2 separate regions of the Mus musculus genome follow, and region 2 is linked to region 1. Evidence: chromatin loops called from intact Hi-C (ENCODE). Cell type or tissue: left cerebral cortex. All regions are shown on one strand. Links, peaks and the distances in the headings refer to the core of each region. The heading gives the core; the rest is flanking DNA. Region 1 holds the start of Zfp580 (zinc finger protein 580). Region 2 holds the start of Zfp579 (zinc finger protein 579).

Region 1 (2,898 bases), core at 151-2,650:
CCAGACTGTGCTACTGACCTACCTCCCTACAAAGTAAGAAGTGACTCCAGTCCCCATCTCCGGGACTCCTACACCAGGGCTTAGCAACACCCCGCTCCACCGACTCAGGTCATAACCTCAGACATCCTTCGGATTCCCTTCCCTCACCTCCACCCACCGAAATCAATCTCCAAGTCCATTTCTTTCCTTCTCAGTTTAGGTCCTTTCTAATCTCACATTCTAGAGACTAGTGGCCTCCGAGATTTTTCTCCCATCTACCCATTCCTTTTTCTCAGAGCTCTACTCAATCTCTGATTTAGTCCTTTCCCTCAGGTCCCTCAATACCCTCAGAGCCTCCCCAATCTCCACAGTTGTCGTCGCCTCAAGTTTCCTCCCTAGATACTTATCCAGAGTCCCACTAACCCAATTCCCCACTTTCCATTCAAGGCTCTTTTATGTCATCCCCACACTCTGCACTTAAAGGTTTTGCCATTCTCTTTCCACTCGAGGAAAGCCATCGTCTGTACTTCATTCTCAACTGACTGCCTCCAATATGCGCCCCCATCTTGTTATATTTTATTCACCACCGTCTCCACCCACAAAGTATCCTGACATCTTCGGTTTCTCTCTCCATCGCCGCCACCACCTTGGAGCATCTTCCAACTCGCAGTCATAGACCTTCTGGTTTCTTGTTCCCGCACAGCTACCCCTAACCTTGGCCCCTCCTCTCTAGATACAGCTGGCATCTCTGGTCCCTCTTCACCTCCCGGGTTATTTGATGCATAGCCCCTCGTCTGGGGACCTCTAGCAGCCCTGGTCCTCTAAACCACCCTGTCCCGTTATATCCCCTACGGCCTTCCTACTCCCCTGGCTTCCATAAGGAGCTTTGGCCTCCCGACGCCCCTCTCTCAGGCTCTGAGTGTCGCTTTCGTCGCCTCACCGCTCCGACCCACACCCAGAGACCTGCCGGCCTCGCGCCCTGCCCAAGCCAGGCTCCTCCCTCCATCCCGGCCCCCGTACCCGGTGCAGCAGCCTCTCGGGTCCGGGGGAGAACGGGGCCGAGGTCCCGGACGGACCCGGGCTTGCCCTGACGAGCGCCGCGGTAGGAGCGAGCTTCCGGGCAGCTCCGGGCCGGCGGCGCCGGGGACGCGGGTCGGGGGGCGCAGGGGCGCGAGGGGCGACGGCGTCCCTGAGAAAGAGCACCGTTCAGAAACGCCCGCTACACACACGAAGGTTCCGAGGCTGGAGTCTGCAGCTGTAAAGGGAGAGCGCAAGGGGTGGGGGTGGCGCTTGGCCAACGAGAAGGACCTGCAAAAGGACAGTTTCCAGCTGCGTGCCATTCACAAGAGCCATTCCTTTGCTTTGAGTGACCCGTAAAAAGCTAGATACTGTGAAGTCTAGTAAGCGCCCCATAAAGAATTGAAATTTACAGCTTGTCGTCTTTCCACCCTGCCTCCCCTTTCCGCTTAGGCAAAACCAGCGGGTTAGAGAAGGGGTGTTTCTGTTGGATGAGCAAATGGAGAGACAGAGGTCCAGAAGCCCGATCTCTGTTCTGATTTAGCAGGGTCACAATCCTCACGTCTCATAAATGGGGGAATCAATGTCCAAAGAAGACGTTGCCAGATCCCGTAAAGTATATATGCTCCACTGAACATACGGGGAAACAGAGACTGGGGACGACCAGATGTTGACCCAGAAAGGAAAATGTACTATTTCCCCGCAGAGCATATGGGGAATCTGAAAACTGGAGCATGCTTGCTAGGTATAAAAATGGGGACAGGGTTTACCTAACATGCACTCTTGGTTTGATCCCCAGCACTGCATAAAACTGGTTGAAACAGAAGAATCAGAAGTTCAAGGTTATCTTCTCCAATATATTGAGTTGGAGGCCGGCCTGGGCTACATGAAATCGCATCTGAAAACAAGGATGGAGAGCAGCTGTGATTCTTGCCAGTGACCCAGCAGGGGAAAGTAAGGTCTCCAGAGGAGACCAGCCATTCCTAGGTACGGGCATGGGGAAGTTTAGACTTACTATGGAATACATGGGGAAGCTGAGGCTCAGAGAAAGCCAGGCATTGTCGTATACACAGGCAAGGAAGCTGGTTCTTTGGAATGGAAAAGAGTGCTGCTGAAGTCACCAGCACCCACTGCCTATGGTAGCTGGCGCGCAGGGCTCTTCAAGGAGGGTCTGAGCATCCAGTTTTGATGCAGTAGCCTGGGCCAGTGAAGACACTTTGTATTTGTAAAATGCACTCTGGTATGAGATGCAATTACAGGAGGTTAGGACCCATCTAAGGCTAAGTCCTAGATCCACGTACTGGGAGTTGGGAGGGGGCAACAGCTGGACATAGCCAAGGGAGAGGAGGGTTAGGCGCCCAGTGCAAGGACCCCACCCACCCACCCACCCAAAGAGTGGACTACCCCTTGAAGAATTATCCAACATCTTTCCATCGGTAACAAATGCTATAATTTCTATGAGGCGTGACAGTGGATACATGAAGCTATTGAGCACTAGTGCTTCTGAGGCCCTGAAGTATGGAACGTATTCATTCCTTAATTTAGATTTGCCCCAGGAGACAGCTATATAAACTGTATTTTTATTTCTTGAGACATGATCTCAAGAAGCCTAGCCTGACTATGCAGCCTAAGATAACCTTGAATTCTCTCTCTCCTTTAAAAAAAAATGTATGTAAGTGTTTTGGTGGCCTGTAGGCATATACACATGTGTACTTGGTGTCCTTGGAGGTCAGAAGACAGCAATCGGATTCCCTAGAACTGGAGTTAGAGTGTTTGTGAACCACCTTGTGGGTGCTATAAGTCAAACCCAGGTCCTCTACAAGGGCAAAGGAGTTCAAACCCAGATGACCACGTGGTGGAAGAAAAGAACCAACTCTAGAAAGTTGCCTTCTGACTGCCACA
Region 2 (2,898 bases), core at 254-2,753, 56 kb after region 1:
GAAAAAGAAAGCAGCCGCAATGGACTGGCACAAGTATAATACTGCATGTTTCTGGTTTCTCAAGGGTAAATTCCTGGAATTACTAGCATATCAAAGCTTTCCAAACCTCTACTCACCCAGACACGTACAAAAGGAACAGTTTACCCAGCCTCTTGCCAACTATGTTTGGCATGAAGTTAACCCTAAAGAAAACAACACTGTAATGCAGGCAGATAACTGAAACGGCCCTTTTTCTCCATCATATATACTTTGAGATGTGGCCCATGTAGCAGGCTGAAACATTAAAGCTCCAAGTTCCAGAAACGTAGTTGCCAAGGAAGACTAGAGGAATGGCATTCACTCCCATTGAAAGCCAGCTCACTGTCTCTTCCATCCCCTTCATTCCACAGCACTTTGCCCAAAACAAGAGCTTCCCTCGTCACACCGTCTGTGACTGACTCTTGTTTGTCCCTTTTCATCATAGTATGAATTTTGCCTTTATCGATCCAGCACCAAGGACAGAGCCAGCCCACAGTAGGTGTTCTGATAAAACTGGTCGGGTTGTGATCCTGGGGCTTACCATAAAGGGAGAAACTGAGGCTCGGAGAAGAGAGAATTGCTTGCCCAGGCAACCAAGGGACAGTGAGAGTCAGGCTCGATCATAGAGGTGCACTCCTTGTATCATTGATGTTCACTCTCAAGCCTGTATCACTCACTGCTTCGTTCATCTCCATCTCTGCCTTCTTCAGACCCAGCAGCCAGCACAGTGCCTGGCACCGGCAGGGCTTGATAAATGCCTGTTTGTTGAAAGAATGAATGAATATGTGTTATCTGCTGGGAAATGGAGGAGGGGTGGAAAGCTGGATCCAGATTCCCAGGCTTGCAGCCTCCTCCTCCTCTGAGGGTCCAAAGGACAGGCCTTCAGCCCCTTCCCCTCCCGGGATCCAGGAGCCGCAGCTCCCTCCTCTGCTCCCGCCCCCCCCCCCCCCGCACCCCCACCAGGTCCCTGGCCCTCCGCTTCCGGCTTCTCAGCCAGTCTTTCCTCTTCTGGCCTCCGACCAAGCACCGGGTTTCCGGGGGGAAGGCTTAGGCTGTAACACCGAGCCCAGCCTCCTTCTCCACCCCCACCCCTCCCACTACGCTCAACCCCCTCCCTCTCCGCCACCACTGTCCGCGATCGCCCGGCCGCAGGGAAGGAAGAAAGGAGCGCAGGAGGTGGAGGTAAGACCGGCTCCCTGAGACTGGGGCGAGCCCCAGGCCCTGCGCAGAGCAATCTGCAAGGCCTCGACCCGCTGCCTTAGTTCTGCAGATCACACCTACCCGGAACAGATAGACCCCCTCTTGGACCTAGATCCCCCGACAGCCGGCAGGTTCCACGCCCTCCCCCGACACCACGCCCGGCCAGGGGTCTGGCCACAGCTTTCTCGCTGAGGATTTTCTGCAGCCCAGCTCCCAGTCCACTCCTCCCCCTTGTCTTGTGAGTCAGGGCCCCTTACCCAGCTTCTTCCTTCACCCGGACTCAGAGGCTGCGTCTACCTGCAAGAGTCTAGTTCGCCTATCTGGTTCTATCTGAGACCCAGGAGTCCTACCTTTCAGTCTTCTTGCCTGAGACCCAGGGATCCAGAAATCAGCCCTTCTTTAAACCCAGGAGTCCAGGTCCTCCCTCAGACCCAGGAGTGCAGACCCCGACCTTCTTCAGACCCAGGAGCCCAGACCCCAGCCCTCCTCCTTCCGATCCAGGAATCCAGACCCCATTCCTCCTCCCTCAGACCCAGGAATCCAGACCCCAGCTCTCCTCTCACAGACCCAGGGGCTTAAGCCCGGCTACCCACTGGTCCCTCCCAGCCCCTGACTTATGGACTTTTTATTTCCAGGGCCTCTTGACTTTGAATCCCACCCTACTTGGGCCCCAAGGGTGGACTGGTTCCCAGCCCCTCCAGGAATGTTCAAGCCCCAGGGCACTAGAGCAAAATCAATTGGCTGACTTTGTCTCCCTGTGTCTCCTCTGTATGTGTCTTGTTCTGTCTTCCTGACCGTTCCCACCTCTGATATCTATGTTTTCTTTCTCTCTATCTCTCTCCTTTGTGTTTCTCCTGAACTTGGCCCCCCTTTCCTACGTCTCCACAACTCTCTCCTCTCCTTTCCTGTGTCTATCCCCTTCTGCCTCCTCACCACCTTCCTCTCCCGACTTTCATCTGTATCCTCTTCTGAACTGTGGATCTACCTGCCCTGTACCTCTGCTCTCCTCTTCACCTCACCCCACATCTTTCATCTCTTCTCCCCACCCCTGCCTCTTCCCCTTTTCCCCACAGGCATGGATCCACAGCCCCCTCCACCCGCCCAGGGCAGCCCACCTCACCGTGACCGTGGCCGAGGCCGAGGCCGTGGCCGTGGCCGTGGCCGAGGCCGTGGTCGTGGCAGAGGGGGTGCTGGAGCCCCTAGGGCGCCTCTGCCCTGCCCAACCTGTGGTCGCCTCTTCCGCTTCCCTTACTACCTGTCTCGACACCGGCTGAGCCACTCGGGTCTCCGGCCCCATGCCTGCCCTCTGTGCCCCAAAGCTTTCCGCAGGCCTGCCCACCTTTCCCGCCACCTTCGTGGCCACGGGCCCCAGCCCCCGCTGCGCTGCGCTGCCTGCCCACGCACCTTCCCGGAGCCAGCCCAGCTCAGGCGCCACCTGGCCCAAGAGCACGCAGGTAGCGAGGTGGATCTGTCCACGCAGAGGGCAGTGAAGGAGGAGCCTGAGGCCAGTTGGGGTCCGCAGGACGAGGGAGTGGAACAGCCCGCCACGGTGGTGGTGGCCGGGGCTGAGGAGGAGGCGACCACACAGTGGCCCGCAGGGGACTCGGCTCCTGCGGCTGTCCCCACGAGTACGGATCCTCGGGAATCAGAGGCCAAGGAGGCCGAGGCCGGGGCAGCGGA

The links. Peaks named below come from ENCODE experiments on the same cell type or tissue, not always from the same donor. Only the 100,000 strongest peaks of a DNase experiment are listed, where the experiment ranks them.
Region 2: a loop joins it to region 1, with 4 times the contacts of the local background. A loop is called at or near these places in 10 of 42 quality-filtered maps.

The regions. Positions count from the first base shown.
Region 1 is chr7:5,049,816-5,052,713 of GRCm38, reverse strand. It overlaps Zfp580 (zinc finger protein 580), which reads right to left and starts at 1,182. Exons shown (of 2, transcript NM_026900.1): 1 at 1,000-1,182. Gm15510 (predicted gene 15510) reads left to right here. Exons shown (of 4, transcript NR_166619.1): 2 at 1,796-1,983. In left cerebral cortex, for the core only: no CTCF peak of the experiment used is centred there; DNase peaks (open chromatin) are centred at 631, 1,017, 1,203, 1,426 and 1 more place; H3K4me3 peaks cover 1,901 bases; H3K27ac peaks cover 2,146 bases.
Region 2 is chr7:4,994,306-4,997,203 of GRCm38, reverse strand. Zfp579 (zinc finger protein 579) reads left to right here and starts at 1,103. Exons shown (of 2, transcript NM_026741.2): 1 at 1,103-1,200; 2 at 2,292-2,898. The coding sequence starts at 2,294. In left cerebral cortex, for the core only: no CTCF peak of the experiment used is centred there; DNase peaks (open chromatin) are centred at 1,034 and 1,416; H3K4me3 peaks cover 1,865 bases; H3K27ac peaks cover 1,207 bases.